Linked DNA regions of Homo sapiens: region 2 is linked to region 1. A link is an interaction called in ENCODE POLR2A ChIA-PET data of the cell type or tissue named here. Cell type or tissue: GM12878. All regions are shown on one strand. Links, peaks and the distances in the headings refer to the core of each region. The heading gives the core; the rest is flanking DNA.

Evidence for each region. Peaks named below come from ENCODE experiments on the same cell type or tissue, not always from the same donor. Only the 100,000 strongest peaks of a DNase experiment are listed, where the experiment ranks them.
Region 2: POLR2A ChIA-PET joins it to region 1 with 5 read pairs; 2 of 35 experiments call an interaction of 5 or more read pairs at or near these places.

The regions. Positions count from the first base shown.
Region 1 is chr5:73,831,088-73,847,197 of GRCh38, reverse strand. ARHGEF28 (Rho guanine nucleotide exchange factor 28) reads right to left here. Exons shown (of 36, transcript NM_001177693.2): 10 at 14,739-14,860; 11 at 6,438-6,718; 12 at 723-930. Among named protein-coding and RNA genes, the nearest start is that of ARHGEF28, 210 kb to the right of the region's middle. In GM12878, for the core only: no CTCF peak of the experiment used is centred there; no DNase peak of the experiment used is centred there.
Region 2 is chr5:73,672,232-73,688,341 of GRCh38, reverse strand. ARHGEF28 (Rho guanine nucleotide exchange factor 28) reads right to left here. Exons shown (of 36, transcript NM_001177693.2): 2 at 3,458-3,501. The coding sequence starts at 3,490. Among named protein-coding and RNA genes, the nearest start is that of ARHGEF28, 54 kb to the right of the region's middle. In GM12878, for the core only: no CTCF peak of the experiment used is centred there; no DNase peak of the experiment used is centred there; H3K27ac peaks cover 374 bases.

The sequences.
Region 1 (16,110 bases), core at 4,602-12,601:
TTGCCATAGCACACATTGTTTTATAGTAATAAGTAAACTTAAGAAGAAAACAAGTAGAAAATAACAAATCAAACAGGGAAAAAAAATCTGTTCAAACGCAAAAGGGCTTTCTTACATTCAGAGCAATGTATTTAGTTTTTTAATAAATAAATAAGTAAATAAATAACAAAAAAACAAGCACACCTAAATGAAACTCCAATGTGAAATAGCCAACAAGATAAAACCTGGCTCCTATGGAAAAGTTGACAAAATCTGTGATATTCCGGATTAGTTCAAGCAGCCAGAAATGCTCAATAAATATCACTTCTACCTTATTAACATCATTTACCTCATCATCAGGGCCATACAATTATTTACGTGAGCAAAACAAGTTTGATCACTTAAACTCATTTAATACTATCGGTTTTTCTCCCTTTGCTTAAGAGATGATGGGAGAAATCATTGTAAAATGATAAAATTTTCCAAGTATGTGAAAGAAAGATGGTATGTACTCATGGTGAATTAATGAAAATGTAAATCAGCCATTTTGAGTAAAGATTATAAAAATTAAAACAGAGTGGGAAAGATTAAAAAGACAGACTCAATCAGATATCACATGGGTCTCAAAAAAATAGTTCATATGTATGAATAAAATATAATATGTCTTTCAGATACAGATGGGTAAATGCAGACAACATATTCTCCACACTTGCAATATACCAAATTAATAGCAATAAGAATACCTTCGACTGTAGATTACTTGATAGAGGAAGGGATTCAGCCCTGGAGATATTAAAATCCGGTTCAGTGTTAGTCTCAAAAGAGTCCAATTCATCCCCACTAGGAATCCCAGTTCTTGAGGAGCTCTGAGACCCTGGAGTGTAACAGATGTGGGATGGCTCAGAATGCCCTTCCCCTTCACTGTCGGCGTCCAAGGCATCAAGGCTAGAACTAAAGCACAAAGCCAGCAAGTAAGTAAAGAAGCAAGGAAGGACACAGAGCGTCATTGGTTTCTACTTCTCTGAATCCAGATTCTTTCACTGGGGCGGGGGGGGTGCAATAGGTATTCATTTAATTTCCAACTAGTATTTAATTAGCCTTTTTCTCCTCCCTCCAAATCTCTTTTTAAACAAAATTTTATGTTACCCCGAATGAACATTCCTACCTAGCAAAAGCCATTTCTTTCTTTCATTTTCTTTCTTTCTTTCTTTTTTTTTTTTTTTTTTTTTTTTGAGACAGTTTTGTTCTTGTTGCCTAGGCTGGAGTGCAGTGACACAATCTTGGTTCACTACAACCTCTGTCTCCCAGGCTCAAACAATGCTCCCACCTCAGCCTTCAGAGTAGCTGGGACTACAGGCGTGCGCCACCACGCCCGGCCAATTTTTGTGATTTTTGTGTTTTTTGCCATGTTGCCCAGGCTGGTCTCAAACTCCTGGGCTCAATGGATCCACCCACCTCAGTCTCCCAAAGTGCTGGGATTGCTGGAGTGAGCCACCACGACTGGGGCAAAAGACATTTCAAATGCCTGAAGAAACAAAAGCTGGTTTGAGTTAGTACTAACCTCACCACTTCTGTTTTGTAAATATAATTATTGATATCGCAAGTCCCAAATGGTAACCCATCAAATATTTTAAATGCTGGTGGAAACAGAGTCACTGGGCTGTTTGCAGGGAAGCTTCTGGGGGGGATTTGCATGTGACTAAGCTGCAGAAGTGTCATTCTCTCCCCTGTCCCTCAGCTGGGAAGCTCGGGAGGGCAGAGGCACACCAAGGAGAGATGTGTGAAGGTCCCACCCATCCGCCCCAGGACCATGTCAAGACACAGTTCAGAAGTGAGTCGTGCAATGTCCCAAACATGTCATACTAAATGATCATTTTTAGAGGTTAAAAAAAGATGATTCTGAGGCTGGGCGCAGTGGCTCACGCCTGTAATCCCAACACTTTGGGAGGCCAAGGTGGGCGGATCATGAGGTCAGAGATCGAGACCATCCTGGCTAACACGGTGAAACTACATCTCTACTAAAAATACAAAAAATTAGCCGGCTGTTGTGGCAGGCACCTGTAATCCCAGCTACTTGGGATGCTAAGGCAGGAAAATGGCGTGAACCCAGGAGGCAGAGCTTGCAGTGAGCCAAGATCACACCACTGCACTCCAGCCTGGGCAAAAGAGCAAGACTCCGTCTCAAAAAAAAAAAAAAAAAAAAAAAATGATTCCTTTGAAAACTCTACCTTAGAACCAGGTAGTAATGCTGCTTGACAACAACTTTTTTCCTCATTTAACTTTAATAAACCATGAAATTAAAAGGAAAGAATTTGACCCTCTACATCCCAGGTCTATTCCATAACATTACGTTTTAAACGACTCAAACTTGGAGGCCAACAGCTTTCCTGGGTGCATGTTAATGCACGAAGCATTTCAAATGTGTGTTTTGTGGTTTTTTTTTTTTTTTTTGGTTGTTACAGTTCTGGAGTTATAATTTTAATAACAAAACAATGAAACTGTCTTGATTTTGAAATACAAGAACCAGAAAATGAAACTTTGAATTAACCTGTTTAGGTTATTTAAAAAAAAAAAAAAACATAGGCTTTTTTTTTTATTTTGAAATACAAGAACCAGAAAATGAAACTTTGAATTAACCTGTTTAGGTTATTTAAAAAAAAATAGGCTATTTAATGGACACAGTAAGTTAACTGAATACATGGTATGAGTCCTGGTCTTATTCTACTATGCCTCTAATGCAAACACAGATTAGTTTTTGAACTAATCTAATAATTACAGGTATTTCAAGTTGCTACGTGGTTTCCTAGTACAACAATCTGAGACGGAAGGAGATTTCAAGGCGGGCTGAAGCTTGCCCATGTCTTGTACCTCAGCACTTGTCTTTCAACTTGTGATCTCTGTACTAGTGGAAAATAGTTCTTCAAATGATTGGCAGCCCGCAATAATATCCGATTTTAACACAAGCCTTTCCAGTTACAGACAGCATTTCATCATCACTATGAATACATCCTAGAAGTATCAGTATTTTATTTTGCATACTATAAAACATTGTTTCTATTCATTCAAATGGGGCTACTACTTTTATTTAAGCTATTAACCTAAGATATTGGTGGCACAGGCAATATTCTTCAGGATAACCTCTAGGTTCTTGTTTTACGATATTATTTTTCTAATTCCCAGTAGTGGGATAAGAAATCAATTCATTAGGTTGTAACTAGAGTTTTTTAAAAAATATATAGAATAGAAAATATCAGAATATGTTGCACAAATCATTTTATAAGACTTCACTTAAATTTTATGGGAGATAGGGGACGTTCATGGTGTGACATGCATTTCTTGCTCTGTAGTTTTTTTAAAAGGTTTGAAAAATACAAGCTTTAGAATGAAACAAACACTTGTCTGCTGCTTAATTTTTTGCTGTATAGTATTTTTAAATTAATGTTTTTATTACTTATCTTCCCTTTGTGGCTTCTCAAAACAGTTATTACATTTAAATAATATAACATAATGGTTACATAGTATACATATTTTAGTTTCACCAAAATATTCTTTTAAACCCTAGAAAACTTAGGACTCAGGTCCCAGTCAGCTATGTCCTTATATTAACTCCAGTTTTTACTGTGTGCCCCCAAATTTCTCCTTCATTAGAGGTTTCCAGCCTCTAGGGCTATTATCTGCTTATTAACAAATTAAGTGCATTTCACTTTGAGTTTGTTATCAACTGTGCTTCCTACCATGACATCCACTGAAGGAAGGGACCCACAGCCACCCCAGGGCTTTCCAGGGATTGCGACTTCTCTCCCTTCATTCCTACATTTTTCAGAGGAGAGGGAGGGCAAAGGAGATGAAGTCAGCTCGTGGAACCAGCCAGAAAGCTTTTCTGTAGAATGGCTTCTCCTTCCTCTCCTGGCTTCCTCCCTTTCCCCTGAGCAGTGACATCTTCACAGAAGCTTCTAATTACCTGTACTCAAAACAGATATTTTGTCTAAATTATATTCTACAGAGGAAAAATTCTATCTGTAGCAGTGAAATGTTAAACTTTCCAAGACAAGACCATGATCAGAAAGTATAATTTCGATACTCTGCAAGTATCTGCATAAGTATCAATAAAACAGACAGACTATTTTGTGTCTTTTCCATGCTATATTCCTAGAAGACTTCTAAAGAACTTATTTATCTCTTGAGATCTGGGGGCTCACACACCTGACAGACTTTTTTTTTTTTTTTTTTTAAAGACAGAGTCTCACTCCGTCCCCCAGGCTGGAGTGCAGTAGTGCCATCTCTGCTCACTGAAATCTGTGCCTCCCGGATTCAGGCAATGAGCCTGCCTCAGCCCCTCCCCTGAGTAGATGGGATTAGAGATGTGTGCCACCATGCCCAGCTAATTTTTGTATTTTTACTAGAGCGGGAGTTTCACCGTGTTGGCCGCCTAGGCTGGTCTCAAACTCCTGACCTCAGGTGATCCACCTGCCTCGGCCTCCCAAAGTACGGGGATTGCAGGTGTGAGCCACCATACCTGGCCACTTGACAGATCTTAAAGATCCACTAGAATGCATTTATCACACATAGCTCAATTTATTTTTGCAAAACTGTATAGAATCTTGTGTGGACTGGCAGTCTCTTGTCCCAAGCAGACGTGTGGACAGTTCAAATTAGCCTATCACTTCAAATTATAGTAGTGACTACCCAGCATCTACAAAACCATAATTCACAAAGTATAAATCTAAAGCAAGTCTTTTATTATTTACACATCACACATAACCCTTGGTACCAATATGTGCTAAAGTTTTACAACCTCAAATTGCATGTTGTGGTGTATCTCAGTGATGGACACCTACTGATTGCTGGTTCCTCTACCTTTCTCTCCCCTCTATATTAACTCCCTGCTGAATACTCATTCACCTATGTGCATGTTCATTCACAGAGAAATATTTATATACATAGTCACATATGTGTGTGCATTTTATGTTCACTTTGATTCATTTTATACGTGAAAATGAACATATAATCACATGGGTAGGATATGGGGGAAAAAAAAGCTACTCCCTAAGGAAAGTGTGATCAACAGGATAAAATGAAATTAGTGGAAATTGGCCTGTTCCCAAAAGAAAATAGACAATCAGATAGACAGATACAGATATACAGATATGGACACACATGTGTGCACACACACTAATATATGTAATCATATCAGATGCAATGAAACTATCATTTCAATGAGTTTTTATATATGCAAGAAAATATAAGGTAACTGAAAGTAAAATAAATATAAGATAAATTTTATGTTAAAATATAAAATACAAACATATGTTAAATAAAACAAACACTCATGAGCCCACCCACCTTGAAACTTGGATACTGGCCATCTACCATGGAAACTCTGTTATGATTCATTCCATTCCCATTTCCCTATTTCCTTCCCTAGATGTAACAACTATTTTGAATTTAGGAATTTTTTCCCCTTCATTATTTTGTTTTTCTTTTTCTCTCTTTTTTTTTTTTTTTTCTTCTTTTTGAGACAGGTCTCACTCTGTCACCCAGGTTGGAGTTCAGTGGTGCCATCTTGGCTCACTGCAACTTCTGCCTCCCAGGTTCAAGCGATCCTCCCACCCCAACCTGCCAAGTATCAGGACCACATGTGCGTGCCACCATGCCCAGATAATTTTTGTATTTTTGGTAGAGATGGGGTTTTACCATGTTGCCCATGCTGGTCTTGAGCTCCTGAGTTCAAGCATTCTGCCTGCCTTGGCCTCCCAAAGTGCTGGAATTACAGGCGTGAGCCACCACGCCAGGCCTCTTGTTTTTCTTTATAGCTTATGCACATATGTAGGTGCCCTATAATAATATATTTTTTAATTTGCATTCTATAAAAATGAAATCTAACAAGTATTTTGGGGCTTTTTTTGTTCCTTCATGCTTCTAAGGTCTATGTTATTATGCATGCAGATGTAATTGTAGCTAATTCATTTTCATTACTGTACAGTATTCTATTGTGTAACTATATATAAGTTATTTATTCCACATTTGGGTTATTTCCTGCTGCTATAATAATACTCCATATAGGTCTCCTAGTACACGAGAGGAAAATGCATATTTGACTTTACAAGATAATGTCAAATTATTTTCCCAAGTTACACAATTTTCTCTCCTATCATCTTTATGCAGGAATTTCCATGTTATGCATTCTCACCAAAACATGGGATTGTTAGATTTTTTAATTTTTGCCAGTCAAGTGAGTATAAACTGGTATCTCATCGTGGTTTTCCTTTATCATATTTTAGTCAGTTTTCTTAAGTGTCTTACTTTCAAATCAGTGAATATAGGAACCTAAAAGGGGACATTTTGATGGGCAAATAAAAGTGGTAGAGACAATAAAAAGTTTAAAACTAGAATTTTTGAAGTCTACCTATAAGGTTCTTTGATGTTCTACAGTTTTCCTCTACAATATAGACTCTTACCTTCTTTTCTTTAGATGACTTTGTTCCTTTTCAAATCCATGCCAACCAAAAGAAAGATTCAAGTTGGAAGCACACGAACTTGATGGTGACATGAAGGACTGCTGGGCTTCAGTGTGTGCTGTCCCTTCGACATTTTCACTAAGTGGGTACACACTGGGACTGGTTTCTGTAGGAAGGGTGTGTTTGCTGCTCTGAGGCCACAGAGTGCAACCTCTGGATTCAGGGCTGGTAGTGGCAGTGATTCCCTCTATATTAATATAGCTGATATCCAAATCACCAACCTGGAAGTTGAAAGAAAAACATTTCCTGAGTAAAAGCAGGTAAGATTGGCCTAGCTAAGAATTAATAAAATTTTCCCAATTTAAAAACTTCTGGCCAGGCGTGGTAGGAGGCCGAGGCTGGCAGATCACTTGAGGTCAGGAGTTCAAGACTAGCCTGGCCAACATGGTGAAACCCCATCTCTACTAAAAATACAAAAATTAGCCAGGGTGTGGTGGCGGGCGCCTGTAATCCCAGCTACTCAGAGACTGAAGCAGGAGAATGGCCTGAATGGGAGGCAGACGTTGCAATGAGTAGCGATTGCGCCAGTGCACTCTAGCCTGGGTTACAGAGTGAGACTCTTGTTTTATGTAAACAGAGAATTATTTTATATGTTTTTGTTCACATGGCAGCTATCCTATAATTCACATAAAGGAAGACCAACTGAGTATTTTATAAGGTTGTTCCTTTATTACAAAACCAGAAGCTGATTATGCCTCTAACATTTTATGAACCACTGACTCAAAATGAGGGGGAAATGTTTTAAATACTTGAGGAGAAAACTAAAGACTATACAGCTTCATTCAAAAAGTAGCTCATAGGAATCTGGGTACCAAGGTAATAGTGGTCACATAAAGCTGAGTCTCACAAAAAGCAACACCAAACAAAAAGAACAAATAAAGCTACATAAAGTGCACGTACATAGCATCATTAGAAGAAAGAAAATGCCCAAATTTCAAATTACCTGTAAATAATAAAATCAACAGCAAATCCAGCAGGTAAGGCCTCGTGCTCCTGCTATAAGACTCTGCGGAGGGTAAGGGGAGTCGGGAAACTCTGAATGGCAGAGAAAGGACGGAACTTCTGGAGGGCCTAAGACTTACTTAAAAATCCTCCCCAGAAAGAGAAAGCTCAACCCACATGCATGAAAAAGAGTCCTAGCTGATGAAAGCACTTGCTCTAAGAAAGGCGTACTTTTAAGCACTCATGATTTGAGGTGGCGGTCATCAAAAGGCATCAAGTCTGGAGTGAGGACAGTAAAAATGAAGACAGTAACACCATTTAGAGATAGAGCAGTGAAGGGGAAAAAGAAGCAAAAGGGGAAATGTTAGAATCCTAAATCATCGAGCATCATCATAATTTATTAAAGCAAAAACCATTAATGAATGCTTAATTAATGGGTGAAAGTCTAATGAGCAACAGGATATTTACAAGGGCTTAAAATATCTCCTGACATGGTACTTAATAATTTTTTAAAAACAGTAATTTTACTGAAAAAGGAACTTGGCAGATGAAAGATATTAATAAAATCACCAGTAATGGGACAGATTGATGTCCTATGCCTTCTGATACAACTCACTGAGAAGCACCCATCATCACTTCCGTAGTATTCCTGCCAAACATGCCTAACCTGAATCCAATTATGAGGAAATATCAGATAAACCAAAACTGAAAGACACTACACTCTTAGCAAAACACAAGAACAAAAATACTGGTCTGTATTCTTTTAAAATATCAGTGCCATAAAACACAAAGACTGAGGAACTGTCCCAGATTAAAGGAGACTACAGAGACACAACAACTATATGCAACACATGTAATGGAATTTTCTTTTGCCACAGGGAACATTATTGGGACAACTTGCTAAAATTGAACAAGGTCTGGAGATAGCTAATAGCATTGTATCGATGATAATTTTATGATTTTGGTAACTGTACTGTGCTTACGTAAGAAACTATCCATGTTTTTAGGAAAATACACCATGAAAGATTAAGAGGTAAAGGAACACCATATTTTTCATTTATTCTTACATGGTTAAGAAACATTTATAGACATAATTTAACTATTTGCATGCACACATAACCACCCACTCAGGGAATGACAATGTAAAATGTAGTAAAATATTACCATTTGAGGAATTTGAGTAAAGGGTATACAGGGATTCTCTGTACTGAAATTATGAAACAAATGTGTTTTTCTAAGTAGTTTATATGACAGAAATTTTCAAAGTAACTTTCATCATGTGAATTTTCTCAACAGGAAGGTTGATAACCTTGAAAATTAATGGGAAACATTAATATAAGCTAGTAATGTTTTTAGGTTTCCTTGCCAGGTTGAGGAAGATAAAGAAAATTAGATAAGATTATTTTCAGATATTGCCAGAAAGCATTTTAAATATGCAGAATTTGTATTCCTTACATTGTCCTTGCTATTCAAATAGATATAGGGGCTATAAAAAAAAAAGTACTATGCTAATATAATGGACTTTGTGATTTTGTTGCAGATTTAGTTTTATTTCTCAGTTTACAATGCACAACTTGGCAATCTGCTATGTTGCAGTTTGTTGAATTAACTTGTTTGAGTTCTCTCTAAATGCATGCTTCACTTTTTTTTCTTTTTGGCTTCACATCATTAAAGCAATACTTCTTTCACCCAGAATATTCCAGAATAAAAATTATATCTTGGCCGGGTGTAGTGGCTCATGCCTGTAATCCCAGTACTTGGGAGGCCAAGGTGGGCAGATCATTTGAGGCCAAGATTTCAAGACCAGCCTGGCCAACATGGCGAAACTGTCTCTTCTAAAAATACCAAAATTAGCCGGGTGTCATGGTGCACACCTGTAATCCCAGCTACTCTGGAGGCTAAGGCACAAGAATTGCTTGAGCCTGGGGGGTGGAGATTGCAGTGAGCCAAGATGGCACCATTGCACTCCCACCTGGATGACAGAGGAAGACTCTGTCTCAAAAAAAAAAAAAACAAAACGAAAGAAAGAAAGGAAGGAAGGAAGGAAGAAAGAAAGAAAGAGAACGAAAGAAAATTATATCCTAACCTTTTATTTACCAAATCTTTGGTTTGGTAAATTTTGCATTTTTAATGTATCTGAGAACATATAAAAGCATAATATATATAGTTTTCCCCACATAATATTGAGTAATTTACAATTTTAGTTACTTGAGGTAAATGGAAATACTATAGTTACAGTATTCACTAAGGCTCAGAACAAAAAAAATAAGGGCTCAAGAAGTATTTTATTTAAACAGCTAAGAAAATATGGCAGCAGAATAAATCTATTAAAATCAAAACATGACAAAAATATATGCACTGAAAACTATAAAACATAAATGAAAGAAATTGAAGCAACACAGATAAATGGAAAGATATCCTATGTTCATGGATTAGAAGAATTCATATGAAAGATATCCTGTGTTCATGGATTGGAAGAACTCATGTTGTCAAAATATCCATACTACCCAAAGTGAACTACAGATTCTATTTAATCTCTATCAAAATTATAATGGCAATTTTTCACAGAAATAGAAAAAAAAATCCTGAAATTTGAATGGAATCCCAAAAGACCCAGAAGAGCTCAAGCAATCTTTAGCAAGAAGAACAAAGTCAGAAGCATCACACTGCCTAACTTAAAATTATATTACAAAGATATGGTAATCAAAACATTATGGTACTGACATAAAAACAGACACATGGGCACATGGAACAGAATAGAAAGTCCAGAAATAAACCCACACATAAATACAGTCAATTAATCTTCAACAAATGTGCTAAAAATACACAACAGAGAAAAGACAGATCCTTCAATAATGATACTAGGAAAACTGGATAGCTACATGCAAAAAAAATGAAACTGGATCCCTATCTTACCACATATACAAATATCAACTCAAAATGCAATAAAGGCTTTAACATAAAACCTGAGACCATAAAACTCCTAGGAGGAAGCACAGAGGAAAAACTCCTTGACATTGGTCTTGGCAATTATTTTTTGGATGTGACACCAAAAGCACAAGCAAGAAAAGCAAAATAAATAAGTGTGACTACACCAAACCAAAAAATCTCTGCACAGCAAAGGAAACAGCAAAATAAAACAGCAACTTATAGAATTGGAGAAGATATTTACAAACCATGCATCTGATACGGAGTTAATACCCAAAATATGTAAGGAACTCACGCAACTCAATAGCAAAAACAAACAAACAAACAAACCCACAAATAACCAGATTTAAAAATAAAGTACCTAAATAGACATTTTCCCAAAAAATGACACACACAAATGGCCAATAGGTATATGCAAAAGTGCTCAACGTCACTAATCATCAGAAAAATGAACAAAACTACAATGAGATACCACCTCACACCTGTTAGAATGGCTATTACCAAAAAGACAAAAAAAAAAAAAAAAAGCTGACAAGGATGTGGAGAAAGGGGAATTCTTATACACTGTTGGGAATGTAAATCAGCACAGCCACAGTGGAAAACAGTATGAAAGTTCCTAAAAAAATTTAAAATACAACTACCATATGATCCAGCAATCCCACCACTGAGTATATATCCAAAGGAAACAGAATCACTATCCCAAAGAGATGTCTGCACTCCCATGTTCACTGCAGCACTATTCACAGTAGCCAAGAGATGGAATCAACCTAAGTGTCCAACAACAGATGAATAAAGAAAATGTGGCACATATGATTTTCTGAAAATATAGGGATAAAAACAGTCTTTTTTTCTATTCTCTTACTCAACAATCAACACAGAACTCTTCTGTGACTAAATGTGTGGGGTTTTCCCCCGACATGCAGCAAGGAAGCAATCCACCACTGAATTTCCTCTAATTCAGTTCAATTCAATTCTGGCACTATCGACCTGGAGATGGAGTCTGGTCCCACAGGGCTCAGTCCCACAAGACTCCCCACTACTTCCAATGACAACCACAAGCCCCAGATTGTTTTATCAACCAGCTATAAAATGGGGTTCCCACAGCCCCTCCTCAGGTTCAATCAATTTGCTAGAGCAGCTCACAGAACTCAGGGAAACACTTACATTTCCTGGTTTATTATAGTGAATATTACAAAAGATACAGAGAACAGTCAGATGGAAGAGATGCTTAGGGCAAGGAACTCCGGAAGGGGCACAGAGTTTCCACACCCTCCACAGGTGCACCACCCTCCAGGAACCCCCATGTATTCAGCTATCCAGAATCTCTTGAACCCAGTCCTTTTGGGTTTTTTTTTTTTTTTGAGACAGAGTCTTGCTCTGTCACCCAGGCTGGAGTGCAGTGGCACAATCTCGGCTCACTGCAAGCTCCGCCTCCCGGGTTCACGCCATTCTCCTGCCTCAGCCTCCCGAGTAGCTGGGACTACAGGCACCCGCCACCACGCCCTGCTAATTTTTTGTATTTTTAGTAGAGACAGGTTTCACCATGTTAGCCAGGATGGTCTCAATCTCCTAACCTCGTGATCCGCCCGTCTCGGCCTCCCAAAGTGCTGGGATTACAGGCGTGAGCCACCGTGCCCGGCCCGTCCTTTTGGGTTTTTATGGAAGCTTCATTATGCAGGCATGATTGGTTAAATTATTAGTAATTAGTGATCAATTTAACCTTCAGCCCCTCCTCCTTCCGTGGATGCTGGTAGGTGGAGCTGAAAATCCCAATCCTGTAACCCTGCCTTGGCCTTTCCGGTGACCAGCCCACATCCTGAAACTACCTAGGGGCTGCCAGCCACCAGTCATCTCACTAGCATACAAAAGACTATCACTTTGGAGACTCCAAGGATAAGTACAGTCATTCCTCACTTAAGTATGTAGATATGTTCTGAGAAATGCATCCTTAGTTTATCTTGCTATTGTGCAACCATCATAGAGTGTACTAACACAAACCTGCTAGTATAGCCTTCTACACACCTAGGCTATATGGTATAGCCTATTTCTCCTAAGCTACAAATCTATACAGCATGTTACTATACAGAATACTGTAGGCAACTGGGACACAATGGTAAGTACTTATATATCTAAATATAGAAAAAGTACAGTAAAAATATGGTATTATAATCTTATGGGATCACCTTTGCATATGGATTCCACCATTGACTGAAATGTGACAGATTCCATATACCTGCACACACAAACACACACATGCACACACACACACACACACACACACACACACAGGAATATTATTCAGCCCTAGAAAAGAAAAAAAATCCTGCCATTTGTGACAACATGGATGAATCTGGAAGACATTATGCTAAGTAAAATAAGCCAAACACAGAAAAACAAATACTGCATGATCTGACTTATATGTGGAATGTAAAAATGTCAAACTCATAGAAACAGTGAGTAGAAGAGTGCTTACTAGGGGTTGGAGGGTGGGGGAAATGGTGAAGTGTTAGTCGAAGGGTACAAACTTTCAGTTACACAATGAATAAGTTCTTGAGACCTAATGTACAACATGGTGACTATAGTTAATAATGCACTTTGTACTTGAAATTTGCTGTAGATCTTAAGTATTCTCACTACAAAAATAAATATGTGAGATGATATATGTGCTTAATTAGCTTGATTGTGGTAATTATCTCATAATATGTACATGTATCAAAACATTACATTGTATTCTTTAAATATATATAATTTCTATTTGTTCATTATACCTTAATAAAGCTGGAAAAAAATAAATAAATACTAGAACATGGCTAGAACACACCAAGTCCAATTACCCTGTGGTATGGTTTGGCACTGTGTCCCCATCCAAATCTCACTTTGAATTATAATAATTCCCATGTGTCAAGGGCAGGACCAGGTGGAGATAATTGAATCATGGGGGGTGGTTTTCCCCATGCTGTTCTCATGACAGTGAGTTCTCACGAGATTTGATGGTTTTATAAGGGGCTTCCCTCTTCACTCAGCACTCATTTTCTCTCCTGCTGCCCTGTGAAGAGGTATCTTCCGCCATTATTTTAAGTTTCCTGAGGCCTCCTCAGCCATGCAGAAGTGTGAGTCAATTAAACCTCTTTTCTTTAGAAATTACCCAGTCTCAGGTATTTCTTCATAGCAGTGTGGGAAGGGACTAACACATCCTGTGTCTTGAAAATCTCCTCAGAACTCCCACTGTGTCCTACACTCCATGACCCATTCTAGATTTCTATAACTAGGACTGACCTTCAGTTAGTTTATACCAAAACAACTATACCAGTTATTTACAGCTGAAGTCCATTCTGATTTATTGGTTTCTCTGTCATTATGACTACCATCCCAATCTGTGCTGCATTTGATATAACAGTGCTTTGTAACACAAAAGGAAAATGCAGAGATGTGCTACTGAAGGGCTGAAATTGAGCTCTAGATGGAAAAAAAAAAAGTTTAGATCACAGAATATATCTATAAATAGGGTAAAATACATGCATACTAACAACATAAAAGGGTTAAATGTCTTACTGCTCAGTGAGTAGATAGGGTGGATCTTATATAGGGATTAAGTTTTAAAGTCAGTTTATAAGGCAGACTTTGTGTCATCAAAACTACCCTTGAAAATCCCTTAAATCCTCCATATATTAGTGTGTAGAAATCTTCAGATCTATAATTTTTATAAATACTAAAATTTGAAGATCACTGAGCTAGAGAAAAGAACAAAAGACAAGAAGATGCCAGCACATTCAAACCATCTGCTTCTGTGAGATTTAACTCAAAAGTCTCTATCAGGGACTGGGTGGAAAGTTCCAAAGGATTCCAGCTTCTTTATAATATGATACCATTCTGTATTAATATGAAAGCTCTACAATCTTACTACATGTTAATAGATGCGTTGTATCGATTAAGCAAGTAATTTATGTGACAGTTTCCTATGGTGCTGGGACCAAGCACCTGCTCATTACATTTGCTGGATTTGAATACAAATATTGCATAATCAGGTCATATACATACTGTTTTTTGAAAAGCTGTAGAGGAGACATTGGTTGCACAGTTGTCATTTCCTACTTGGGCCCCGAAGAAGAGCTCTCACACTCTTCCCATTTGGCAGTATCTCAAGACCCCTCCCTGACAGTGCCTCTGGGTTGAGTAAGGTGTCTTGTGTTCTGAAGTAAGCACCTAAGTTAAATGCTTAAATGCTCATACAATGAGACCCCACAACAGCATCCTCTTTGCTGCTCTTAGGCTAAAATTGTCAAAGGAACACAACAATGCTGAATCTATTTCTTACAAACCCAGGTTTTGGAGAGAGGTAGAAATCATCCTGTAATGTCAGTTGGGCCTTACCTGATCAATCACCATACAGTTAGCGTAGACTTCATCACCTCCATTCAGCATGTCTGAAAGCCGGCCTGCAGCAAGCAATGTCGAGGGCGGCTTGGATTTTTTTAGGATATCGAAGGAGCGATCTAGAGTACAAAAATGAAAACAGGGCAAATAAAGGAGAAGGGGCTTATTTTACAGTCAAGCTTTACCTTCTTAGACCATAAGAAAAAAAGTCAAGTGCATTTTTTAAGAGGGCTTTTGGCTAGATTTTAAGATCTACATGCAAGTAATTTTTCATCTATATCCAAACCTCAGCTATCTAGAATTTTTACGTAGGATGAAAAGTTCTAGATAGATAAATATTTGCCCACTTCAAGCGTTATTTTCCCCATCATTAGAGGCCTTTGTAAAATCAATTAAATCTTTGCTTTTGATTTCTACTATATTTTTAAATTAAACTTCATTTCCCTTTATTAGTAACTAAACTTCAGGCCGGACATGGTGTCTCACGCCTGTAATCCCAGCACTTTGGGAAGCCAAGGCGGGCAGATCACCTGAGGTTGGGAGCTCGAGACCAGCCTGACCAACATGGAGAAACCCCATCTCTACTAAAAATACAAAATTAGCTGGGCATGGCGGCGCATGCCTGTAATCCCAGCTACTCAGGAGGCTGACAAAGGAGAAGCACTTGAACCTGGGAGGTGGACGTTGCGGTGAGCCGAGACCGTGCCATTGCACTCCAGACTAGGCAACAAGAGTGAAACTCCGTCTCAAAACAAACAAACAAAAACTATACATTTCCCTTTATTGATAACTAAACTTAATTTCCCTTTATTAATAACTTAGAAGTATTAGTGACTGTACTGTGATCCTCAGTTTCCACTGACATGCTCAGATTCAATGACCCTCTATCAAAGGACCCAAGAGAGTACACAGCCTAGCAGTTCTGGCTCGGTACTGCTTGCTAACATGCAGAATCTCACACGTGGAGAATTTTACTTCTATTTTGGTTACGGAAATGTTTATGCTTGCTTTCATGTCTCAGCTTTGTTCCAAATAGATGAGGTTGCCTAAAATTGAGTCCCAGAGAGTTAAGCTGTTACTGTGTTTGTAGAGAATGAAGAGTCAAAGGCAATAAAACACATTCGAGCTAGAACGCCTTGTGTCTTGTGACCTTGGCTAGTTTACTAGCCCTCTAGATATCTTCACAAAGTTTCCTCATCCATAAAAGCAGATTACTATTATGCTTTCCTCATAGTGTGGTTATGAGGATTAAGTGCGTTCAGACATGTAAAGACTTGACACATGCCTGGTAAAAAGTGCTCAATAAATATTATTGGTCAGAATTACTATTAAATTTGTAATTATTATGGATAGCAATTTTTAACCATGT
Region 2 (16,110 bases), core at 3,188-11,187, 160 kb after region 1:
ATAAAAAATCACCTATAAGACCTATCTGAATGAGGTGCCCTTTTTTGAGAGGTGGGTAGAAATTGGGGAATAATTTCAATCAATTTTTTTCCTTCCTGATTATTGTTCCACTTACGTAATCTAATTGTCCTTGAGGTAAATCTTATTAATTTATATATTTTTAAAAGTCTGTTGTAATTAGATTTTCTAGTGCATTAACATACAATTATGCATAGTGTTATTTTATAATTTTAATATAGCCTCCCAATATGTAATGGATTCTTCACAAATTCCAATGGAGAGGATATCTTTATTACACACTTGCCAGAGTTATTTTGTTTTTCCAAAAGAAATAGTCAAAATAACTAAGTAGGATTACTTGAAGTACATACATAAAGTCACCAAAATTAAGAGATTGAATAAATCACTATCAAATGAGAAAACACTGTATCATCTAAATAAATGTCAAAAGGACCCTTGATAAAATTCAACAGAGATATAGATAAAACTCTGGAAAAATCTGTATCAAAATGTCAACAGAGCTTATCATTCACCATGGGATTAAACATGAGGTTTTAATTTTTTCTTTTTGCTGGGTCTCTTTCTAATATTTTACAATAAATATATATAAATAAGAAAAAATATTAAGGGCTTATGAACAAAAATTTAGTAAACTAAGAGAAACTAGAAGTGAATATTTACCAAACCTCTGAAGATAGAAGGGCAGAGAGCAGGTTCTTCCCCAAAATACAGAAACAAATTGTAGGACAGTTTTGAGTCTGCTCTGTCTGCACGACATTACCCATTTGGTAGATTTTGGTTTAAGACTCATTTTCATTATGACATATCTCTAATGACCTCTTGCTGGATGAGGCCAAGTGGCTAGATTGGCTTAATTCATTTTGCAATAATATTGACCAGAAATGTTAAATTAAATTAAAAAATGTTATATACTCTATCATATGTAGTGTCAGTTATGTTAAATATATTTCATATATTTTATCTAAGATATCATTATTTATAATATACATTTAATATTCTACTAGAAAAAATGCCAACTAGGATGTAATTTTTAATTACCTAGAATTTTATATTTATTAAAAGACCTTTTCTAAATTAATCTATACATAGATTTTATCATGTAACATGCTGTTATTTCCAAGTCTTTCTAGTTACATAGTAACTTTGCCTTATAATGCTAGATCATGGTGAAGTCATTTTGAAAGCAATTAATTTATGTAGCACCAGCAAGGTATATAAATAAACTGAAATGACAACAATATGAACCCCTGTAACCAAGGTCACACACGTGTAGGTAATGACATCTGCCAGGAAGCACAGTGAATGTAAGAGCATCTCAATTTTAGAGATGTTAAAATGAGAAGAAAAATTACACCTTAAAAATGATAAAATATATTAGTATTTTAATATAATAACATTATCCATGGGGGTGAGATTATGACTTATTTTCTTAACACTTTCCTGTACTTTTCATTTTACTCTTATCAGCATTTTTTTAATAACTAGAAACACTTGGTTTTGGCTGGGCACGGTGGCTCACGCCTGTAATCCCAGCACTGTGGGAGGCCGAGGCAGGCAGATCACGAGGTCAGGAGATCGAGACCATCCTGGCTAACACGGTGAAACCCTGTCTGTACTAAAAACATACAAAAAAAAATTTGCCGGGCGTGGTGGCGGTGTCTGTAATCCCAGCTACTCAGGAGGCTGAGGCAGAAGAATAGCGTGAACCCGGGAGACGGAGCTTGCAGTGAGCCGAGACCGCACCACTGCACTCCAGCCTGGGTGACAGAGCCAGACTCCGTCTCGAAAAAAAAAAAAAAAGAAAAGAAAAAGAAAAAAGAAAAACTTGTTTTTGTTTTTATTTGGTTCATTTAAATCTCTTCTCTCCTTGGGCAATGTGTATTGGTTTTTCCCCAAATCTGGTCACAATCTAGTAAGTCTATGGTCAAAATAGCTACATGAGGAGGTCGGTCAGCTACAAGGCTTCTATCACGATTAGGCTTGTGGATTTGTCTGTTTTGAGGTAGGGGAGGAGGGTGGAATGAGTGAGGAATAGGAAGGCACACACAGAAAAAACAGCAGTAAGATTTGGGAGTACTTTACAATTTAGCCTCAGTCCAGCCTTTTTTTTAATCTTTAATCATGTCTGGGCCAAACCCAACTGTCTACAGGCACATTTTATGGCCTGAAAATCACAACCTAGAGAGAGTACTAGAGATCACTGGGCAACTCAAGGGGCAGCTTTTCTACTATTCTGGAATCAATTTGGTTTATGACTCTGTCTTCCTCCAGAGAAGTATGTGTCATGTGTAGAAGGGAGTGAGGGTGAGTGAGTAGGCACTTGGCTGGGTAGTGAAGTGTGGGAAGTGGATGAATCTATTCTCATCAATTGAGGATTCTGATTAAATTTGTTCCAATTCCAGCCGGGTGTGGTGGCTCATGCCTGTAATCCCAGCACTTTGGGAGGCCGAGGCATTCGGATCACGAGGTCAGGAGATCAAGACCATCTTGGCCAACATGGTGAAACCCCATCTCTACTAAAATACAAAAAATTAGCCAGGCGTGGTGGCATGTGCCTGTAATCCCAGCTACTTGGGAGGCTGAGGCAGGGGAATCGCTTGAACCTGGGAGGCGGAGTTTGCAGTGAGCTTAGATCATGCCACTGCCCTCCAGCCTGGTGACAGAGTAAGACTCCATCTCAAAATAAATAAATAAATAAAAAATAAAAAAAATAAAATTTGTTTCAATTCCTTGAAATTTTGCTCTAAACTCCAGTCTCCTCACACACCCAGGCCCACCTGCCCAGGCCCCACCTCACACCAACACAGTTCCTTCCCAAGAAAGGAAGTTTTGTCTGAAATCAGAAGGAAGGAGGAAAGATGAGGCCATCTGCCATTTTCTGTGTGAGGAAACAATCTGTTCACTTCCCTGTTACCCCCAGGAGTTGTTCTCAGAATGGCATCCTCCTGGGCCTAGATGGCACATCTAAGTACAAATCTCCTTGGGCATTCCTGTCCCCCCCAGCGCCAACTCCCACTTCTGTTTATGTCCCAACACTTTTTGTTTGAATTCTTATTTCATACTTTTAGCTGACACAATTATCATGAAACCTTCCCCTCAAAAAGACACACATAGAAAAGTTCTTGACTATTATCAGGATATTATCATAAAATAATATATTCACACACCACTCATATGAGTGAACTGAGTGTTTGAATCCAGAAATTACACACTTAAAAAAATACTGAGGGAAATATAAAATCCAGAGTTTAAAACAGGAGCCAACCAGTTTTAAAACGCTCCATGCAAATACTTGAACTAGACAGTAACGCTCAGTGTGTTGTTTTTAAAAAGCCTTAACTCAATAGCAAGAAAAACATTTCTCCCCACTTCAGTCACATGGTTTGGAGTTAAGAAAGGGCCCCTTGGACCTGAAGCCCCGTGCTTAGCAACTTACGTAAAGAGGTGCTTCGCTGCAGCTCAACTCCATGGCTTTCGCATCTGCAATGAAAATAATAAACAAGAGAAGTTATTGCAGGAGGCCCCATGGAACCGACCAGCAGAGCTCTCCAGTTATCAATATTGTGGAGGGAGAAGCAAACTCATTAGATAGGAAAACTGCAGAGACAAAATATGAAAGAATAAAGGACTAAGATGCTATCTAAATAAAATATCCTCCCCTAGAACACAATATGATGGCCCCTCAAAATATTACACGTAGAATTACCATATGACTTAGCAATTCTACTTCCAGGTATATACCCAAAGAATTGAAAGCAGGGACTCAAACAGAAATTTTTATACCTATGTTCATAGCAGCATGATTCACAATAGCCAAAAGATAGAAAAACCCAAATGTCCATTGACGGATGGATGGATAATCAAAATGTGGTATACACATGCAATGGAATATTATTCAGCCTTGAAAAGAAACAAAAGGCTAGTACATGTTATAACACGAATGAGCCTTAAAGACACTATGCTAAGTAAAACAAGCCAATCACAAAAGGACAAATACTGTATGATTCTACTTATATGAGGTACCTAGATAGTCCAACTCATAGAAAAAAGTAGAATAGAGATTACCAGAAGCTGGACGTTGGGGAGAATGGAGAGTTATTATTTAATGGCCATAGAGTTTCAGTTTGGGAAGATAAGGAAGTTCTGGAGATGGCTGGTGGGGGTGATGGTTGCACAACAATGTGAATGTACTTAGTTCCACTGAGTTGTACCTGAAAAAATGGTTCAAATGGTAAACCTTCTATATATTATCAAAATTAAAAATCATAGTAATTATAGTACATGTAGTGTCTACATGAGGCAAAATAAAAACAATTTGAATTTGAAAAAATATATATCCCACCACCTTTATTATTTTATATTAGTTTCCACACATATGGAAACCCTATGACCCCAGACACTATCCCATAGACTGCTCCTAAAATAAAAATATTTCAGAAAGCCAAGAAAGGTCAATATAAGCATGTTGAAAGCTTCACCTGTGTTCATCGCTTGGCTCCAGGTGATTCCAAAGTCAGAGTCCACTTTTGGCCAGGTGAGGCAGAATAGCATAGTGACAAGATAGTTCTATTGCCTCCCTTACACAGAGGGCCAGAGAGTTCAGCTGCATGAACACATGGGTAGGATGCAGCCCACTGTCAAGCTAACCAACCTCTCTGCCAGGTGTGTGCACCTGGATCTGCCTCTCGGTGTGCCTGCCCCTTTAAAAACAGCACAGATGGATGGATAAACAAAATGTGATATACACCTACAGGGGAATGTTATTCAGCCTTAAAAAGGAATACAATTCCAACACATGCTACAATTGGACAAGCCTTGACAACATTACCCTAAGTGAAAGAACTCAGACAGAAAGGAAAAATACTATATGATGCCAGTTATATGAGGTACCTAGAGTAATCAAACATGAGTTTGACATGAGAAACAGAAAAAAAAATGATTGGTAGTTGCCAGGGGTGGGACACAGAGGACTTTATTCTTTATTGGATATGGACTTTCAGTTTTGCATAGATGAAAGTGTTCTGGAGATGGACAACGGTAATGGTCTCACAGCAATGTGAATATACTTAACACTACTGGCCTATGTTAAAAATGGTTAAGATGGTAAATTTTATGTTGTCTATTTTGCCACAGTTAAAAATTTAAAAGTAAACAAATAGCACTTAGAAACTTGTTTCCTACTTAGAAAAAAAACAAAAAAAACCCAGCATCACTCACTGAACACCAACTGCGGGCCAGGTATTACACAAAGATAATAAAGACATGCCTTCTGGGTCCACCAGAAAGTGGTCCAGCCCTCAAGGAGTTCCAAGCTGAATGAAAGAGAATGAAAGATTAGGAGAAATGGAGGAGCAGGCTGCAAGAGAATTCTAAATGGGGCAGACAGGAAGACTCACTTGTCCCTGCACCCTTGCCTCCCTCCCACTGCACATTTGAGGCCTGGGTTCTGCTCCTTAGGCCAAGCCTGGCTCTGCAACCTCCGCCTCCCAGGTTCAGGCGATTCTTGTGCCTTAGCCTCCCGAGTGGCTGGCCTTACAGGCATGCGCCACCATGCCCAGCCAGAGCTCTGCTGCAGTACTTTAGAGGCTTCTCTTAAGAATGAATTGTGGGGCTGGGCATGGTGGCTCACACCTGTAATGCCAGCACTTTGGGAGGCTGAGGCAGGTGGATCACCTCAGGTCAGGAGTTCAAGACCAGCCTGACCAATATGGTGAAACCCCATATCTACTAAAATGCAAAAATTAGCTGGGCAGGGTGGCAGGCACCTGTAATCTCAGCTGGAGGCTGAGGCAGGAGAATCGCTTGAACCCAGGAGGCAGGGGTTGCAATGAGCTCAGATTGTGCCATTGTACTCCAGCCTGGGCAATAAGAGTGAAACTCAATCTCAAAAAAAAAAAAAAAAGAATGAATTGTGATATTTAGTACAGTAATCCCCAGAGGATACACTTGGCAAGAAAGTGAATATGAAAAGTTCTATTTTGAGGTACTTTTTATAAAACCATTTAAGTTCTACTAATACTTCCTATACACACTGGTGATAGCATCCTCCTAGGTCCCAAGTCATGTTTCCTAAGACATCTTGAGAGATGAGTGAGGGTCCTACAAGGCAGAGGGTTTGACAACAGGGCCCTTCTCAGCCCTCAATTTTATTTAAAATATCATGCCCCTATGGCAGTTTATGTGGACCCACTTAAATGGGTTTATAGATTATAATAATCCATTTATTATTGTTATTATTTGAAACAGTATCACTCTGTCATCCAGGCTGGAATGCAGCAGCACAATCATAGTTCACTGTAACCTTGATATCCTGGGCTCAAGCAATCCTCTTGCTTCAGCCTCCCACATGGTTAAGATGATAGGCGTGCTAAGTTGTATTTTTCTGTACAGATAGGGTCTTGCTATGTTGTTTAGGCTGGTCTCAAACCCCTGGCCTCAAGTGATCCTCCTGCCTTGGCCTCCCACAGTGCTGGGATTACAGAAAATAATCATCAATTTTTTTTTTTGAGACAGAGTTTCGCTCTGTTGCCCAGGCTAGAGCGCAGTGGCATGATTTTGGCTCACTGCAAACTCTGCCTCCCAGGTTCAACCAATTCTTGTGCCTTAGCCTAGCGAATAGCTGGTATTACAGGCATGCACCACCATGCCCAGCTAATTTTTGTATTTTTTAGGAGAGACAAGGTTCACTATGTTGGCCAGGATTGTCTCCAACTCCTGACCTCAAGTGATCCGCCTGCCTCAGCCTCCCAAAGTTCTAGGGTTACAGGTGTGAGCCACCATGCCCAGCCTATAATCATCAATTTTTAATGAAACTAACTTTACAAACCAGAGTCTCAGAAACTTCAAATTAAAGATAATACTAACAAGAATATGAAAGAACTGAGACTCCTATTCCGAGTATAAATTGTTCACCAGCCACCCATAAAATAAAAATAATGGCCAACCCAAGAACATTAACAAGTTGATCCTTCCAAAATTCTAAATTATCAAGAAGGCATTTAAAAAATTAATTTATATCCACTAGCATATACTATGATCCTCACCTTAAATGTCTGCTGCACTTCAAGATATTAGCAATTTGTCATCTATGTTTATAGTCATGCCTTATACAATTCCAGTCTTTCACAAAATTTGCTTAACTTGATGATAAAATTAGAAGATCCTTATGTATTTTTGTACATAATCCCAGTACTTTGGGATTTCCACTTAATAGCCAAAAAAAAAAAAAAAAATGCATTACTATAGGAAATGTGGAAGCTAAAAAAAAATAGCTGAAAGAATACAGAGAAATAAAGCAGCAAACTAAAATGCATTCCTTGGCCAGGCTTGGTGGTTCATGTCTGTAATCCCAGCACTTTGAGAGGTCGAGGCAGGTGGATCGCTTGAGCCCAGGAGTTTGAGACCAGCCTGGGCAACATGGCAAAACTCCATCTCTAAAGAAAAAAAAAGATAAAAGGAATTTCTTTATGAGTAAAACTATTGAAGACTGTTGAATATTTTAAGAAACAAGTCTATTAGAGCAAATTTAATTGTGCAAGAAGTTTGCTGTACACTTAGAAAAAAGTACAGATGTTTTTCACAACTCAACTTGTGGTATTTGCTAGATTTTATCTGATAAAATATACTCAAAATTTTTTTTTAATTTTTATTTTTTACTTCAATAGGTTTTTGGAGAAACAGGTGGTGTCTCGTTACATAGATAAGTTCTTTAGTGGTGATTTCTGAGATTTGGGTACACCTATCACCCGAGCAGTGTACACTGTACCCAATGTGTCGTCTTTTATCCCTCACTCCCCTCCCATCCAAAACCCATCATTTTAAGTGAGAATATGGAGACATATTCTGAAGAGTGAATCCCTTTTTTTTTTTTTTTTTTTTTTTTTTTTGAGATGGAGTCTTACTCTCTTGCCCAGGCTGGAATACAGTGGCTCAATCTCAGCTCACTGCAAGCTCTGCCTCCCAGGTTCAAGAAATTCTCCTACCTCAGCCTCCTGAGTAGCTGGGACTACAGATGCCCACCACCACGCCCAGCTAATTTTTGTATTATTAGTACAGATGGGGTTTCACCATGTTGACCAGGCTGGTCTTGAACTCCTGACCTCAGGTGATCCACACACTTCAGCCTCCCAAAGGGCTGGGATTACAGGTGTGAGCCATGGTGCCCAGCTGTGAATTATTTTTTTAATAAAAAATAGTGTTCTATCGAAAACTGTTCAAGTACAACCACTGGTAAGGCAGCTGCTCTTATAAGAAGTTTTAAAAACACCACACACAAGACTCATTCACTTTGTCATTCATGAGCAAGGTTCTGCAACAAAGAACTTGAAGCCAAAAGCACAAAATATTCTATGGGACATTAATCAATCAACATGGTTAATTTTGTGGAAATAAGAACTCCAATGTGGTCAAATCTTTGCAATTTATGTAATGAGATGCGAAGTAACCATAAAAATCTATACTACATTGAGACGTGCTGGTTATATTGTGGCAAAGTACTTTAAAAAGTTGTCAAACTTAAACATGTACTACATAATTTTCTCTTACAAAAATAGAAGTGCTATAAACCTACTGGTTTTTCAATTAGCCTGTTCCTTCAAGAAAAAAGTAATACTTTCTTTTTCTTTTTTTGACCTGCCATTTCAGAAAAAAAAGTGATATTTTAATAAGTGAAAGAGAAAATGTATTTCAAAAGAAACAGATTACAGATATAGATAGTACATGCCATAGTAAGAACTTTTTTTTTTTTTTTTTTTTGAGACAGAGTCTCGCTCTGTGGCCCAGGCTGGAGTGCAGTGGCGTGATCTCAGCTCACTGCAAACTTTGCCTCCTGGATTCAAATGATTCTCCTGCCTCAGCCTCCCAAATGGCTGGGATTACAGGTGTGTGTCACCACACCCAGCTAATTTTTGTATTTTTAGTAGAGTCAGGATTTTGCCATGTTGGCCAGGCTGGTCTCGAACTCCTGACCTCAGGTGATCTGCCTGCCTTGGCCTCCCAAAGTGCCGGGATTACAGGCATGAGCCACCATGCCCAGCCAGTAACAACATTTTGAAAGAGTATCTGTCCATGTTTCCATTGCTTTTGTTGCAAAAAAATCATTTAAAGTTTGCTACCTACAAAAGCTCTCACATGGCATTCTGTAAATTTTTGGAGAAAGAGATTTCTAACTTTTTTTATTTAATCTTCCAAAGAGAACATGTCATGGAGTTTGAGATCAGCCTGGGCAACATAGCAAGACCCTATCTCTACAAAAATAATTTTGAAATTAACCGGGCACGGTGGTGCATGCCTGTAGTCCTAGCTACTCAGGAGGCTGAGGCAGGAGGATCTCCCAAACCCAGGAGTTGTAGGCTACAGTGAGGTATGATCGTGCCACTGCACCACTGCCCTTCAGTCTGAGCAACAGAGCCAGACCCTGTCCCTAGTCAAAATATATATACATTGTTACAGTAATATGATTTATAAATGACTATAAATAAATACATTAAATAGGGTACATGCTAACTCCCCCCCTTTTTTTTTTAACTTGATAAGGGTACATTTTGAAGATCTGCACCTAAAAAGTGAGCCTTTTTCCCTAGTTGTCAAGCTATAAGTATTTTTCACAGTATTTTTCCTTCAGGCTTTGTAGAATTAGGCATAGCCTGTGGCGTGTGGCAAGCTCACGGGAGCCCATGTAGTTATGTATTTACACAGTGAGAAGGCAGGCTACAGTGGACTACAGTCCAAAGTCCAGAATCACACAGCTTCACGAAGGACCCAGATGCCAACGCTTTGCACTTTTCAGTCAAGAAGAAACCAGCTGTATCAAAGGCCTCCCTCAAATTTGGATTATACTATGATCTCAGCAAAAGGTGAAATGTCAAGGGCTAGACAATGTTATTTACATTTCACTTTATAGCCAATAACTTGTATTTCATTATTCATTACTCTACCATTTGCCATTTTTCAGTACAGAAATTTAAAAACCATTTGAACAGCAATTAATTTTGTTTTTCAGAGCAACCACTTTTCACTCCTTGAAAAAAAATAAAGTCACCACAGTACTCACCCTCAGTCCTAATCCTTCTAAAAGCCCTATAGAATTTCATAGACTAATTGTAGAAAAAAATATGCTGGAGCAAATATATACTCAATAAAACCAGGAAACTTCAAACTGAAATATATTTTAAAATTTTATATTCTCATTTGGATTTTCCCCAAGTTAATTCCTCTTTCACAGTAGAGCACTGAGTTCCATGCTCACTTGCAGAGCCACATGGCTAAACCATGCTGTGCCTCCTTTCACACCAAGTTTGATAATAAAACAAATTTGTATTTGCTAGGCAAGTTACAACTGCTTAAGTCCTTGATGTGCTGTCACTTTTCACTATATAAATGCCACCCTCTATATTTCATTCTATCTGTGAAAGTTTGAGTTCTTCATCTGCAATTACCAAGTTTTTCATAGTCAAGTACTTAAAAAAATTGTACCACATTTTCCAGAAATGTTTCTTGGGACATAAAAAAACCAAAGTATTTCCAAACATTTGCTGGCAGACACCAGGGGATGACTTGGGGCCTTAGTACACAGCCAGAATTTTTAAGTTTGTTCCCCAAATGGGGGAAGCTCTTATAAAAAGAACATCAAGATACAGTATTATAGACTTACGGGGAATACATAATATCCAAATATCTTTTATTGTTTGTTAACTCTAAAAAAAAGTATTAGACTATTTTAAACAGGCTAAAAATGTTTTTAATAAAAGAGGAAAGTAAATATAACATTTACATGGAAAAATATCAATTCTTGACTTTATGAAATTCTGAATTTTTCACATTTTTCATCTAAATAAAATATTCTAAGGCAGAATGACTATAAAACCTATCACTTTAATTTTGTCTTTGAATATGTCGATAAACATTGGTTTGTGTGCCTTTTACAAAACTAATTAACAGGTAATACTCAGGCACCTTGCTCAATATTCCGCAATTATCATCTCAGATGATCCTCATAGCAGCCTTGAAAGGAATATATGGGAAGTCCTTGTTACTTAACGATTCCTTTCCAAGTCCCTGCCATTACAAGGTTATATGAAGAAGCCAATGCTATCTACAGATAAAAATACTCAAAAAATGAACTGAACGCTTATATTAGAAAATAAAGCTTACGCAAGCAACTGCCTCCCCGATCATTCTCTATTCCCCTCCACTCCACTCAATGCTGGCATCTATTCTCTAATCATTCCATATTTAGAGAGAACAGATTTTGTGTATACTGTTTGTTTGCATTGGTCTTGGTGTTGTTACTGAATGGTGTAAATAAAAGACAAATCAACTTACAATACATTTAGAACATTTTTTAAAGCATGGCATTTTTAATAAAGAATAGTATCATGAGAACTGCTGAAATTATATATGAAGCTATCGTTCGATGAGAATTTTACTTGATAAGCTTGCCACACACCATAGGCCATGCCTAATTCTACAAAGCCTGAAGGAAAACTACTGGGAAAAATACTTAGAGCTTGCCAACTAGGGAAAAAGACTCACTTTTTAGAGGCAGATCTTCAAAATGTACCCTTATCAAGTTAAATGAACCCTTGTCAAGTTAAATGAGAATGTGGCAGAGACCCATTAACAACTTAAAAAGAAAATCATGATAAGACAAAGGTCTCAAAGATAACAGTGTCCATATTAAAGAAATAAGAGCACCTTCCCCCTCCTTGAGAAAATGGAAGAAGTTTTTGGGTATTTCTAATAAAAATGACCCTCACAATCATGCTTTGAAAATCAAATGTGAGGCCTGGCATGTTGGTTCATGCCTGTAATCCCAGTACTTTGGGAGTCTGAGGCGGGTGGATCACCTGAGGTCAGGAGTTCGAGACCAGTCTGGCCAACATGGCGAAGCCCCATCTCTACTAAAATAATACAAAAAATTAGCTGGGTGTGGTGGCAGGTGCCTGTAATCCCAGCTACTTGGGAGGCTGAGGCAGGAGAATTGCTTGAACCCAGGAGGCAGAGGTTGCAGTGAGCCAAGATCACACCATTGCACTCCAACCTGGGCAACAAGAGCAAAACTCTGCCTAAAAAAAAAAAAAACATTAGCTGGGTGTGGTGGTGGGGGCCTGTAATCCCAGCTACTCAGGAGGCTGAGGCAGGAGAATCACTTGAACCCAGGAGAAGGAGATTGCAGTGAACCGAGATCGCACCATTGCACTCTGGCCTGGGTGACAAGAGCAAAACTCTGTCTCAAAAAAAAAAAAAAAAAAGAAAAGAAAATCAAATGTGACTGGTAGATTGTATGGTGCGGAGTCAATCAATTTGATCAGAAAATTTCACACCCCCCTCCTTAATTAATCATATACTACACACACAGACACACACACGGTTCACGTTCTATCCATTCCTAGAATTACCACAAAATTGAAAAATATAATTTGCATAAGACTACATAGTTAGAAAATTGCATAAGACTACATAGTTAGAAAATGGTGTTCAAATGCAGCCTGTACCACTAACCATGATCCTATGTTCCTTTTTAGCCAAGGAATTGAAATATAAACTTTATAAATATGCTTATTTTCTTTTTTTTTTTTTTTTTTTTTTGAGACAGAGTCTTGCTCTGTCACCCAGGCTGGAGTGCAGTGGTGCGATCTTGGCTCACTGCAAGCTCCACCTCCTGGGTTCATGCCATTCTCCTGCCTCAGCCTCCCAAGTAGCTGGGACCACAGGCACCCGTCACCACGCCCAGCTAATTTTTTTGTATTTTTAGTAGAGACAGAGTTTCACAGTGTTCGCCAGGTTGGTCTCAATCTCCTGACCTTGTGATCCGCCTGCCTGGGCCTCCCAAAGTGCTGGGATTACAGGCGTGAGCCACCACACCCGGCTGCTTATTTTCATACTTTATTTTCATTTTCACACAATGGAACCTCAGGCAAGTCTTTTTTCCACCACTGCTTCCTATGAAATGTTGGTCTCCATTTTAAGGAGATTCACATTAAGGGACATCCCTGTGACCCACTCAGTAGAAAAAAAACAGTTTCTTCTACTATAATCTCACAACATGCTTCAGCAGGGGGATGGGGAATTTCCTTGCTTGTTGAAGCAAGCAAGCAATTCTGCAGCAGACACAAGCTGGGTGTCCTCCAATTCCCATACTACCTGGAGATAGCATCAGATCCCACAGGTTGAGGACTCAGTCCCACAAGACTGTCCCACATTTCTGATGCCAATGCAAGTCTCAGGTTGTTTCACCTGTGCTCTGACCAACTGACTATAAATCAGGGATCCCACAACCCTCTCCTTGGGTTTGACTAATTTCCTAGTGTGGCTCACAGAACTCAGGGAAACACTTACATGTACTGGTTTATTATAAAGGATATTACGAAGGGTACAGATGAAGAAATGCATAGGGTGAAGCATGTGGAAAAGGGCAAGGAGCTTCCCTACCCTCCCCTGGGTGTGCCACCCTCCAGGAACCTCCACGTGTTCTGCCATCCAGTAGTTCCAAGAACCCAGTCCTTTTAGGTTTTTAAGGAAGCTTCATTACATAAGCATGACTCATTGCATCATTGGCCATTTGTGATCAGTTTAGTCTTCAGCCCCTCTCTTCTCCCCAGAGGTTGGGGGGTGGAGCTGAAAATCCCAATCCTCTAATCTTCCCTTAGTCTTTCCTGTGACCAGTGCCTATCCTGAAACTACCTAGGGGCTGCCAGCCACCAGTCACCTCATTAGCATAAAAAATACATCATTTGGGAGATTCTAAGGAGTTTAGGCATTGTATGCCAGGAAACAGGAGAAAGAATGAAGTCAAAATACCGTGTATGTTTCACAATATCATACCTGCTATCCTCAGATAAGGGGACCTCGCATGTTCCTGTCCTCACTTTACATATGAGGAAAGAAAAGCTCAGCAAAGTTGTGGCACTTGACTGAGGTCCAGCAGCTAGAAGTGGCTTAGCAGATGTAAATCCAGCCTGTCTGATCCCATCCCATGTTCTCTGTAGCCTCAGCACAAAGTCCTTTTGTAACATACAACTGGTCTGAAAGACAGTGATTTGCTTGGCTAAAAGACAGCAAAAGCTTCACAGTTAGGAATACAGGCTTGGGAACAAGCTGCATTGAATCTCAGCTATGGTATGTTTTGTTTTTGGTTTTGTTTTTGTTTTGAAACAGAGTCTCACTCTGTCACCCAGGCTGGAGAGCAGTGGCACAATCAAGGCTCACTGTAGCCTTGACCTCCCCAGTTCAAGTGATCCTCCCACCTCAGCCCTCTGAGTAGCTGGAACTGCAGGAGCATACCACCACACCCACCTTTTTTTTTTTTTTTTAAAGAGATGGAGTGTCACTCTGTTGCCCAGGCTGGTCTTGAACTCCTGAGCTCAAGCAATCCTCCCACCTCAGCCTCCCAGTGTTGGGATTACAGGTGTGAACCACTGCCCCGGCCTACAGTATGTCTTAATTGCATGACTTTAGGTTCACTATTTTACTTTCCTTGGCCAGTTCCTCGTCTGTCAAGTAGAATTAATCATAGTACCTATCCCAAAGACTGTTGTGACGATTAAGAGATTTGATAGGGTAAAAAGAGAAAAAACTTAGTGTCTACCAGAAACACTAAATGCTAGTTGCAACTATTAACTATTATTATTATTATTACATGTTAAGTATATAAAAGGATTTTTTAAGACTTTGAATATTTATTTCAAATGAAATCACTCAGAATCTCTAAATATTAAACTGACCAAAATGACTCAGCAGTAACTGGTAATTGGGGCCAGGAGGGTCTGAAATAGGCCTACCCAGCTCAGCCTAAACCTGATGGCCCAGAGAAACCTCCAGGGATCAGGAATTCCAAATACATTGTACCAAATAAATGTAAGACATAAAGCTCCACAGAATTTTATTTGATTTTATAGAGCTGAATGGTCCCCCTACAGTTTGAAAATTCAAAGGACAGAGCAACAACTATTGAGGTAATTCTATTTGCCATGTTAGTTTGAAACTTTCTGCATTTGGAAGGAAATGCTGACTCACAGTTCCTTATACTAACCTAGGAATGTAGGCTTATAATTGCATTTCACAACTGTTATACTAACTGGAAAAGAACAGTAAACAGCTGGGAGATAAGGCCAAGTCTAAGTAAAAACCTTCAATGCCAGCACAATGGAAATGGGTAGGGAGACAGTATTTGAAATAAACCTATTATTGAACACACAACAGTGTCTATAGACCTGTTTCAGACTACAGTTATCTACCTGAGTTATGCAGGTCTAAGCTGCTTTAAGTGAAAGGGTTGAATTATTTGGTAAACTCAGTGGGGAGATGTCTGAAGATTAGAAAGGAAACAACAAAGTAACTGTTCACTAAGATCTCATTAATTCAAACTAATGGTGGTTGTGGGGATAGGGAGGAAGGAGAGCCAGTCAGTCTGAAATTGTGCAGCCTAACGTTTATAAAGTACAAAGAGGAGCACAAGCTAGCTGCTAACAAAATGTTCCGCCAAACCTGTCACACTCACTTGTATTTCGCAGGATATATTTGCACACAAAGTGATTAAGCCCTTTAAAAGCTTGTTCTCAATCTATCAGACATCACCTTTACAATCTTACTTATGCTATGAGTCTGTTTAATGTATTGTTCATGTCAACGCAAAGCTCAATCATCACTCAAGCATCATGGGCAAGATACGACCTACCAAGGTATCAATTTCCTCATTAGCAATAAATTTCTAAAGTATGTCTTTCATGTCCAAAACCCAATGTACTGTCACTTACTATGTGCAAAGCACTATGCAGGCCATCTAGGGAAGGATATTAAAATATATAGAATGCTGACTGTATCATTGATGAGCTCAGAATCTAGTTGGGATAATATGATCTACATCCATGAGAAGCTAGAGGATGCAAGGAGGAAGACCACTGGACTGGCAGAACATGGTAATGTCAGGCAAGCATAAACAGATAAAGAAGTTCTGTAAATGGAAAGTCGGAGTTCAGTATGAAGACAGATAAGGACATGCTATCTTTAGGAAACACAAAGGAGTTTGAGGGGTTGAAGCAATAGGTTTATGAACCAGAAAGAGCAAACGTCATCAGCCTCCTATGTTTA